Linked DNA regions of Homo sapiens: all the other regions are linked to region 3. Evidence: chromatin contacts called from ENCODE Hi-C or POLR2A ChIA-PET data. All regions are on one chromosome and are shown on one strand. The core of a region is the stretch at or near the end of the contact, and the rest is flanking DNA. Distances in the headings are between cores, read along the strand shown. Region 1 has its middle 34 kb from the start of RSPH1. Region 2 holds the start of PRDM15 (PR/SET domain 15). Region 3 has its middle 30 kb from the start of ABCG1.

Evidence for each region. Hi-C counts contacts between places; a loop is a spot of excess contacts on that map. ChIA-PET counts read pairs that join two places held with the same protein, here RNA polymerase II (POLR2A). Pooled maps may share reads with other maps.
Region 1: a map with no recorded cell type shows a loop between it and region 3 (5-fold over the local background). The contact joins two enhancer-like sites. A Hi-C loop is called at or near these places in 5 of 37 single-sample maps with no recorded cell type and 10 of 50 pooled maps. POLR2A ChIA-PET finds 5 or more read pairs at or near these places in 1 of 52 experiments (OCI-LY7).
Region 2: a loop to region 3 is called in a pooled map, with 4 times the contacts of the local background. The contact joins the promoter of PRDM15 here to the enhancer-like site in region 3. A Hi-C loop is called at or near these places in 4 of 50 pooled maps. POLR2A ChIA-PET finds 5 or more read pairs at or near these places in 3 of 52 experiments (AG04449 and activated CD4-positive, alpha-beta T cell).

The regions. Positions count from the first base shown.
Region 1 is chr21:42,460,346-42,463,945 of GRCh38, forward strand. No RefSeq gene overlaps it. Among named protein-coding and RNA genes, the nearest start is that of RSPH1, 34 kb to the right of the region's middle. RefSeq lists an enhancer at 3,532-3,600. Within about 2 kb of position 2,351, at least 7 of the 41 ENCODE cell types and tissues checked have a DNase peak (open chromatin) inside an H3K27ac peak, as active enhancers do; they include OCI-LY7, where a contact is called at or near this core.
Region 2 is chr21:41,877,648-41,881,036 of GRCh38, forward strand. It overlaps PRDM15 (PR/SET domain 15), which reads right to left and starts at 1,697. Exons shown (of 24, transcript NM_001040424.3): 1 at 1,623-1,697. RefSeq lists enhancers at 521-570, 1,571-1,620 and a silencer at 1,771-1,820.
Region 3 is chr21:42,187,169-42,190,353 of GRCh38, forward strand. No RefSeq gene overlaps it. Among named protein-coding and RNA genes, the nearest start is that of ABCG1, 30 kb to the right of the region's middle. RefSeq lists enhancers at 929-1,168, 1,309-1,468. Within about 2 kb of position 1,268, at least 19 of the 41 ENCODE cell types and tissues checked have a DNase peak (open chromatin) inside an H3K27ac peak, as active enhancers do; they include OCI-LY7, where a contact is called at or near this core.

The sequences.
Region 1 (3,600 bases), core at 1,101-3,600, 270 kb after region 3:
CATCCACAGAAATTCCCCCTTGTGATCTGAGGCTCTGCCGAGCAGTGGCCCCTCCCCAAAGCAGCCCCAGTTCTCCACTTCCCTCCTGGCCCCCACCCTTGATCATGGCTCCTGAGCATTTTGGGTTTTGTCCAGGGGCTCACTAAGAGCTCTGAGTAGGAAGTTCTCGCTACAAAGATTCAGCTGTGGGCGAAAACCGTATCATTTCCCCAGGTGACGTGGGGTGTGAGGGCAGGGCTGGAGTGCCCCGGGTTCACTGGGGAGCTGCAGAGACTATCACTTGCCTTCCAGGAACCCTTACCGTGTGCCAGCTTCCACAGGACTGTGGTGGAAATGTGGTCAAGGTCTTAGGAGCAGGCCACACAGGGATGGTTCATGCACTGAGGGAGGGGTGTGGAGCCTCTGATTCTGATGGGACTCCCAGGGGTGCTCACAATGGCAAATGGGCTGCTGTTACCTCCTAGCACTGGACTCTGGGTCACCCGCAAGTGTAGGTCACTTCCTTGCTGGTCAGTAATGGGGCACAAGTCACCACAGCAGGCGCCGCTCCTGAAACTCTCTTCAGGGATAGCACGGGCGGAAGTGCAGGCAGCAGGCAGAGCGTGGAGGTCCGTGTGGTGCTCAGTCACTATGGCAACTAGAGATCACAGAGCCACAGTCACCATCCCCCTAGGGCACCTGCCCAGGGAAAAGGAGAAATGTAAAACCACAAGCATACAATTAAGAACAGGTGCAGAGACCCAGCGGCTTCCAGGGCAGCTTTGAAGGGATCCCTCATCTCTCTGGTCCCAGGACATCTGTGCCAAGGGCCAAGCATGGGCCTGATTATAAGGAGCAGCACTGAGGTTCCGATTAAATGCTCAACCCTGCCTGATCTCTTACCAGGAAAGGGTGTGATATGTCCCCACCCAAATCTCATGTTCAATTGTAATCCCAAGTATTGGAGGTGGGGCCTGGTGGGAGGTGACTGGATCATGGGGGTGGATTTCCACCTTGCTCTTCTCGTGATAGAATTCTCACGAGATCTGGTTTCAAAGTGTGTGGCACCTCCTCCTTCTCTCTCTTCCTCCTGCCCTGATCTTGTAAGAGGTGCCTGCTTCCCTGTCGCCTTGCGCCATGATTGTAAGTTTCCTGAGGCCTTCCCAGCCATGCTTCCTATACAGCCTGCAGATCCCTGAGTCAATTAAACCTCTTTTCTTTATAAATTACCCAGTCTCAGGTAGTTCTTTACAGCAGTACAAGAACAGACTAATACAAGGTGTCCATGGGGAAAGACACATGGAGAGATTTGGGCAGAGAAGAAAGAGAGGCTGGAAATTTGGAGCTGCCAATTCCCCTGAACCCCTGTTGTCTACAGAGGCAGCTCCCCTTTGCTCTCCCTTCTCTTTCTCCCCTCCTCTCTCCTCCTTTCACCTCCCATCCCCCATGGAACCCAACACTCCTCTATTAAAAAGCCTTGCAATGACTGCACCTGGGGAAGTTGCCTCCTGAGCTGATGCCACTTCCCCAGGACCCACATCACACCTCTCATTGCCTCCAGTCCCAGAAAACAGTTGAGACCATCAGAGGCAGGGTGAGGAGGGCCCAAGACCCCCCTGGGAGGAGATTGCCTCAACATGGAGCTGCAGGTCCACTCTAGCAGGTAGCAGCTAGAGCCTGGGAGCAAGTGTGGGGTGGAGTCTGACAGTGCCTGCCCCACATGGAAGAGAGCGAGCCTGGATTAGGCTGGGTTTCAGGGTTTAATATGTTGGCTCAACCCCTGAGAAAGTGGTTAATAATCCTCCAGGTTGGCTAATTGGACAAAGTTAATGAGATTGAAAAGCTTGAAATCCTGGCACGCTCTAGAGAACAGAGCTCAAAGACTCAAGGAAATAGAAATGTAGAAAGGTGCCTACTATTTGCAACTGACTCAGACCTTCCCTAATATGCTTCTTCCCCAAGGGGCCCGGAGGAAGAGAGGAAATGCATTGGTGAGTCCTTCACCAGCTCTGTGGGCCGTCCTCTGTGGGCTGGAGGCAGCGCCACTCTAAGCACCAGAGTAGGGGCGGCTCTTAACCATCAGAGACAAGGCAGGTCTCAATGCCCCAAGGAGCGAGGGATCGCAGGTAACAGTATTTTGACCCATAATTGTCTATGGCAATGGGTCCTTGGTCACAGGCACCCCAGACATGAGACAGAGACCTACTAAGTGCTGCTTGACATATTTAGGTGGGGAAAGCCCAGGTCTGCTAGGAAGAATCCTGCCTCATGGCTAAATCCCAGGTACCAGACTTAAGGCGGTTTGCCACCTTTATCACAGGGTTCCAACATGAGGGCCCTTGAACTCTCCTATGGCGAGAGGCCATCTGTTTCCTGCTGGGATCCTGACTGAGAGGATGGTGCCTTCACAGACCTCACATTTCAGTGAGGGGGAGGGTCAGCACAAAGGTAATTATGCAAATTAACACAGCAGGAAGTTCTCCTTATCAGGAGATAAACAGTACAAAGTCATGCACAGCATATCCTGTTAAACCAAAATACAAAGTAAATAGTGAGAAGTAGGGTTTGATTTAGAGTCTATCTTGATCAATTAAAAATTATGAACATTGGTCCATTTTACCTTGTATTTTGAAAAGGTAAATTAGGCAAAATTGCAACTATGCCCAAATTCTTAAAATAATAGTAAGTCAACATTAATGGTGGCAGTAGAGTTCTTATACATTTTCTGACTATGTTTTATGATAGCAGAACGCAACATTTTTAACTTCATGTTTGACTTAATACATCATGTGTTCAGCAAAAGAGTCATTTTTACAAAAATATGTATGGCCTTTAATTTTCCCAAGAGCTCTTCATCATCCTTTGAATTAAATTATTTGTTTTGTCAGGGCTGGTTTGTTTCTGTTTGTTTGTTTTTTCTTTTATCCCCCTAAGTAAGGAAACAAAGGACTAGTTGTTGACAGTCTCATACCCTATTGTTACTTAGTCTCATTTTTCCAGAACCTCCTTTGTCAGTAGCTTTGTGTATAATTTGAGTAGTCCCCCACATAATGTTAATCAATTCCATGAAACCTTACAGCGTTTCCAAGATTGAAAATTTCCCTTTGCCATCCATTGGTGTTATATTTGTATTGTGTTGTGGAAAATTTGACAATCAGAAAAACTGATTGCCAAGGGCGTGGACACAATGGTTAGAGGCAGAGAGATGCTCAGGCTAAACAGGGCAGGTGTTCAGTGAGGGTGCAGCCTTTAAATGGTGCGTTTGTGGCAAATATTTTCAAGGCAGTCTGACCACTTTTGCTTCTCTACCAACTTTCTAATACGGGGTCCGAATAACGAATGCTTGGAGGGCATCCCTGGCCTACCCCAGCCCCAGGCACAGTGCCTGGCACACCCTTAGCTTTCCAGAAATAGTTATTGACTGGATGAATTGCTAATTATGGTAAATGGCATTGGTAAAAAAAAAAAAAAAAACTTCAGCCAAATTAAATTTAAAGGAGTTTAATTGAGCAATGAATGATTTGCGATGCGAATCAGGCAGCCTTCTGAGCCAGGGTAGGCTTAGAGACTCCAGCTACGTGATGGAAGCATATTTATGGACAGAAAAAGGAGAGTGAAGTA
Region 2 (3,389 bases), core at 447-2,946, 310 kb before region 3:
AAATGATATGAGAGCCACATCCTAAGTGAAAAGAGTTCTTTGTCAAATATAATTATTCTAAGACAAGCTAGCAGCCTTCCAACTACAGTTGATTTTTAAATTTATTTATTTGTCTTCTGGAGAAATAACCGTCCCGCCTGCTTCCAAAATGGAACATTTAGCTTGTTCTTTGCTGGCTACTTTGCGGCAAAAAGTATGAATCACAGATAGAAGAAAAACAAACTATAAAAAAAATGGTGTTTTTGCTCTTGAAAGTCTAAATTATAGAGCTACTATTTCTTAATCGTTCACCGTGAGGCAGCGATGTCAGGAAATCTGGGGAAGGAGTGAAGCAGTGAAAACGTGGAACACGTGAAAATGTCCGAGCTTGAAACAAAATACGGTAGTGGTGTGTGCACCGGGGTGGGATCACCACCCTTATCGAGTGTTGACATCATTGCATTCTCCAAGGAGAACTGTCACTGCTACCTTTTAAGGTACATCACAAAGCCAGTGGCTCCTTCACATGTCACCACCCTTCAGGAACCAAGCTAGGTTCTCCAAATTCACTTGAGTCTGGCTTAAGCCAATGTGGTTTTTTTAAAACGAGTGTTGGTAGCTTTAAATACACACACAGGTCCACGTGTCTCTGATCACACACTTGTTTCTACCGTTTTAAACTCCCTTTGGGGACTTGGGGGTGAGGGGCAATTTCTGAGCATTTGTGGGGGAAAAAACCATCCACTACATTAGGGGGTTAAGAAAGGTAAATGGGTGATAACTCTAACCACCAGATAGGAGTGTTTATTTCCATGAGTTTTCATTTCTATTTTCTCAAGGCTAACCCCTGCGTGAACACCTCCCCTCTAGCAGGACGCTGCGCGTGGCCCCCGTCCCCACCTGTCCACGCGAGGCGGGCCTCACCTGAGCGGCCGGGCACGCCCCGTCCCCGAACGGCCACCCACCCCGGGTAGGCACGCGTCACCTGTCCATCCACCTCGCTACCTTCTCTCTGCCACCAAAAGGCTTACGAAAATAAGGCGCAGGGGGTCTGGGAGACCCCATCACCAGGACTCAGCTTCTCTAAACGCGGGGTTGGGGGTCCAGGGACCCCCCCGTGCGACCCGCATGGGCTGTACCCGAGGGCGGGGGATAACGACATCCCCTGGGGCCTCGGCGACGACGCCGCCCGGCGGCGGGGGCCGCGGGGCCGCGGGCCGGGGCGGCGAAGACCCTGCGCCGCGCCCACGGGCGAGCGCGGCCCGGCAGCCCCGCGGCCCCGCGCTGGGCCTGGCCGCGGGCGGGCGGGGGGCGCGAGGCAGGGGACGGGGGCGCGGAGCCCGGCCAGGAGCGCCCGCGGCGGCGGGACCCGGCGGGCGGGCGGCGCGCAGGGCGATCCCGGAGCGGCTCCGGGAAATCCAGCCGGGTTTTGACTCCGATCGCCAACGGTGCCCGCAGCCGGCGAATGTAACAAAGAACAGTCGGCATGGCGGCTGGACCGGGGCGGCGCGCGGCTGCCGGGCGCGGGGGGCGGGGGGCAGCGGGCCCAGGGCGCGCCGGGGCTCGCGGGGGCAGCGGGTGCGGCCCGGGGCCGGCGGGGCGCACGCCGGGGCGGGCGGCGGGCGCAGGGCCCGGAGCTTTACCTGCCTTTGGAATGTGCAGAGCGGGATCGGATCCGGACTCCGGGTTGCGATCCGCTCCGGAAACTGCGCAGCACCGGAAGCCGGGGGGCGGCGGCGGGGCATGGCGGGACTTGTAGTCCGCGGGCGGGCGCGGGGGGCGCAGGCGAGACCCTGGCGCGGCCGGGGGTCCTGCGGGTGGGACTGCGGGGCGCGGGCGGCGTGGACGGGGCAGCGGGCGCGCGCGGGGCGGGTCTGGCCGGAGGGAATTCCGCGCGCGGCCCCCCTCCCACGTGGCACGGCCCTGCCGCCCACGCGCGCGGGCAGCTCCCTCTCCACCTCTCCTCGGACGCGTTTCTTGCGGAGTTGGGGAGTGGTGGCGGTGGGTGGGTCGAGTTTTTCTCTAGAACAGGCCTGGGACTTGCCCCCACTCACGGTGACCTCTGGATTTGGCCGGCGGGGCCCTGGGACACGAGCTCTGTGCCCGCGAGGGGAGTCTGGCCTGGCGGGCTCCGCCACGCTACCGGTGAGCACCGGGCCAGCCGCGGACCTGGCTCTCCATTCTTCCCCGGGGGCCTGTGTGGCCTCTCTTGACCCCCTCCACCAAGTGTGTGTGCCATCACAAAACGTGAGACGGAGAAGGGACAGACTTTTCACCTTAGTCCTGGCCGCCCATATTCAGAGAGGCCGACTGTCTTGTTCATTGCTGCCTGGCAAAAACCTACATTCATAAAGAGAAGTGATGAACCGGGGAAAATGATTTTAAATTGATGCCACAAAAGGGCTCGTTTCCCTCATGTACGTGAAACTCTTGTGAACCAATAAAAATATATATGTATATAGAAAAATGAGCAAAGTGTGTGGATGGACAGTTCGTAGGAAATTCAATGGTTCTTAAGCATATGAGAAGCTATTCAACTACGCTGCAATAAGAGAAAAAAAGTCGCAGTGGGATCATTTTTATTAGATTAGCAAAGATTTTTTAAAACGTTTAATACAACCTGGGCAACATAGCCAGACCTTGTCTCTAAAAAACTTAGCTGGGCTCGGTGGCACGTGCCCGTAGTCTCAGCTACTCAGGAGGCTGAGGCAGGAGGGTCACTTGAGTCCCACAGTTTGAGGCTGCAGTGAGCTGTGATCGTGTCACTGCACTCCAGCCTGGGCAACAGAGTGAGACCCTGTCTCAAACAAAAACAAACAAAAAAAAGTTTTAATAGCATAATTTTGAAGAAACTAGAGAAACAAGCTCCTTTACGGGTAGGAGAATAAATTAGCGTAGTTTCCATTCAGATATTTGTGGATATCCATAAAAATTCTAAATGCACATAGCCTTTGACCCACATGCAGGAATGGTGCCAGAGACGGACTCGCTTGTATGAATGGCATATGTGATCATCACATTTGCTTACATACTACGTGCCATCCCATGGGAAGTGTTGGATGCACCTGGGCACATCCATAGGCTGCAACGCCGGGCAGCCGGAGACAGATTAGGCAAGTGTTGATCTGTGAAGGCTGGTTTCTCTGCCTGGCCCAGCATTCTACAGTGGCTTCCATGTTGCACTATAGTAGGCCATCCCATGGCCCCCCAGACCTTTCTGGAGCATCCCCGGCGTCCACTGTCTCCCTGCTTGTCCCCACCTGCGACTTCATGCCTCCCTCCAGCCTCCTGTCCCTGAAGCCTGTTCCCAAGGCCTTCTGTACTCTATCTTCAAACACTTCCCAGGTTTTCCACAACCTTCTCTGTATTCAGGTCTCCGCCCAACCCCACTCCCACCACCACCACTACAG
Region 3 (3,185 bases), core at 18-2,517:
TGGCCAACAGAAGACTTCTTGCTGTGTCTCCCATGGTTAGGGTTGAGAGAGCATGAACATGCTGGTGTCTCTCTCTTTGTATAGGGCACCAATCCAAACATGAGAGCCCCACCCTCGTGACCTTATCTCCTCCCCAATGCAGCACCTCCAAATACCACCACATTGGAAATCAGGGGTTCAGCACGTGGATTTTGGGAGTCCATAGCAGAAATACACCCAATTTTTAAGTATCTGATACGTGCATTGGGAGTGAAAAAGGCTAGAAGCATTGTTTCATATATCTTTATTTTGTTATAATTTATCCTATTTTTTCGAAAGAGATCTTCCGCTTCTTTTTGTTTTCTGAATAATTTGGTCCTAAAGTCATGAGGTGGGCTGAGCAGGATAGGGTTCTATTCTGGCATGGACAGGGCAGTACCCTGAGTCAGAGGAGGTGCAGGAGTTTGAGCAGGGTGAGGGTCGTGCTCATGGAGGGGAGGCCTGGTGTAGAGGTGAGAGCTGGGGGAGATTGGGAGGCATCCTTTGGTGGGGGCAGCTGACTCAGATTGTATGTACCCCAGCAGGGGCAGGTGGGTACCCCACAGGGGGGCTGAACGCTGCAGCTCATGTCTATTCCTTATGTCTTTCAGGGTTCACCCAGGGCCCGAAAGCTTGTGTCTGGACCATTGAGAAAGACAACTGGACCGTTCTATGTGGATACGAACATGCAGGAGGAAGTCCATGCTTCCTAGCACAGGCCCTAGAATCAGAGTAAACGAGGTCAGAAGTCAGCTGCCCCACTGGCTGTGTGCCCTAGACAAGCCAGGGGCTCCTCTGTGCCTCAGTTACCTCACCTGGAAAATGGGAATCACTTTGGAGGGACCAACTTGTCCTGGTTTTAGCACTGAAATTCCCACTTTCCAGGAACTCCTCTCCCCTCCTTCCCAGTCCTGGCAAAGCCACCCTAAATAATCCCCACAGTGCTAGGCTGCGCTGAGAGTAAAGTGCTGAGCGCGGGGCAGTCACTTGGTAACAGGTAGTTACTGCTTTCATAATAATGGAAGCAGTTTACAGACATCTGCTTGGGAGAAAGTATGAAACTGTCCACCACCCACAGTCTGGAACTGCTAGGCTTTTAGTTTGTGGAGGCCTCGCCGACTGTCTCCTTCTCTTCTGCAGTTAGAGAAGGGCTGCAGGAGTGTTAGCAACAACTCAGCCAGAAAGAGAAACCAGTGTATTTCCTGTGATCAAGTCACACAGCCTAGGCTGCAACAGCGAGACAGCCAGTAGTTAAGAAGTTGGCTCTAAGACTGAGCAACCAGGAAGAGCTTTGGCTGTGGGCTAAGATGGAAACCACGAGCGGAAGTCAGACATAGCCCAGGGAGAAGGGGGCTGGGCAAGGCATTTACTCATTTAGAAATCTATCATCTCTCTCTCTCTGCCTACCTATCTATGTATCTATCATCTATCTATCTCTTTATCTATCTGTTCATCATTGATTCATTCCTTCCTTCATTCAAAAAGATGTCCTACATATGGTTGCTTCATATTGGTTGAGCTCAGTTATGTTGCTAAAAAGATTTTTTTTTCAATTTAAGAGGCATGGACATTTTGCAGTGGATTTCAGTGGAAAGTTGATGTTTGTGGGTTCAGAAGTCAGTCCTTCCCACACGAGCTCCAGGCCCAACACTTGCATCTGCTGGGAAGCAGGTTGCAAGCCCTGTGAATGCTTCCGGGACAACAGTTCCCTGTCTCAGCCTCTGATATGAGCTGTGCCATGGTGCACACTCTTGCAATGGGGTGGCACGAATATCGCAGTCAGCCAAGATCCTCTGCTATCCTAGAATTCCCAGGAAACTCCCCTTGAGAGCTTTAATCATTTGTTTGCCCTTCAATAACTGCTTATGGAGAAGTTCCCAGACTCACTGACACCTATCATTTTAGGGGACAGTTATGAATGAAAAACACTTTAAATTGACAATGATTGGGCTGGGCGCAGTGGCTCACGCCTGTAATCCCAGTACTTTGGGAGGCTGAGGCGGGCGGATCACCTGAGGTTAGAAGTTCGAGACCAGCCTAGCCAATATGGCGGAACCCCATCTCTGCTAAAAATACAAAAAATCAGCCAGGCGTGGCAGCGCACACCTGCAGTTCCAGCCACTTGGGAGTCTGAGGCAGGAGAATTGCTTGAACCCAGTAGGTGGAGGTTGCAGTGAGCTGAGATTGTGCCACTGCACTCCAGTCTGGGTGACAGGAGTGAAACTCCATCTCAAAAAAAAAAAGAAAAGAATGATTGAATTGTTACATTTCAGTTATAATACATCTTTTAAATTATGTTGTAAATCAGTTGACAATATATTATTTAATGTCCCAAAATATATTAGTGTCTATACAACTTTGAAGAGTTATGAAGTATGGCAACATAAAATTGCAGAAGCAACTCAAGTGCAATATACAGTGGCTGTAAATATACTTTGTAGCTAAGTTTTTCTGGACACGGAAGTGGGAAACATTCAACTTTTTAAAACTAGTGATTTCAGCTCTCTAGACTAGACTTAATTTTGTGTACAGAAAACAAAACCTTTTCCCCAGAACATGACTGCCTGCTTTTTCCCTGACATTGCATAGATGCCATTTGGCATAGAACATTTTTAGATTTATGTGCCCAATTGTAGAATCCTTGACAAATAATGCTTCTGGTATGGACTTCTGAAAATGACCCCAGTGTCAGCTTGCATTTAAGAGCACATTTTTCCATGGGGAATTCTAAAAGTATGGCAGGTACTGACTTTCCCAGTGAAGATGTGGCCAGGGTTGGCAAATTCCCAGCACAGTGTCCCTGCCCCGTTCCGTGGCAGACATCACTAAACAATCAGAGCCTCAGGCCCCGCTGAGTGTGGGCTTGGCTCCACAGGAATTAAGGCAGTGACAGCCGTACTGGCAGATCGGACTGGGCATGTAAGATGAACCCGAATGGCCTCCTCCTCAGGTGAGATACTTTGTGCTGACGGGAGCTCTATTGGTGTTCGCTTCATCAGCCCTTGCTACACAGTTTAGAAGCCATCGGAGCTCTCAAGTCTCAACCCTCAGAAATGACTGTGTTAACCAATATCCTGTCATCTCCATCTCACCTCCTCGGCCCTGGGGTTGTCCCCCTGGCCAAGAACCACCCTGTAGGTGATGCTGGGCCATACTTGCCCCTGCAC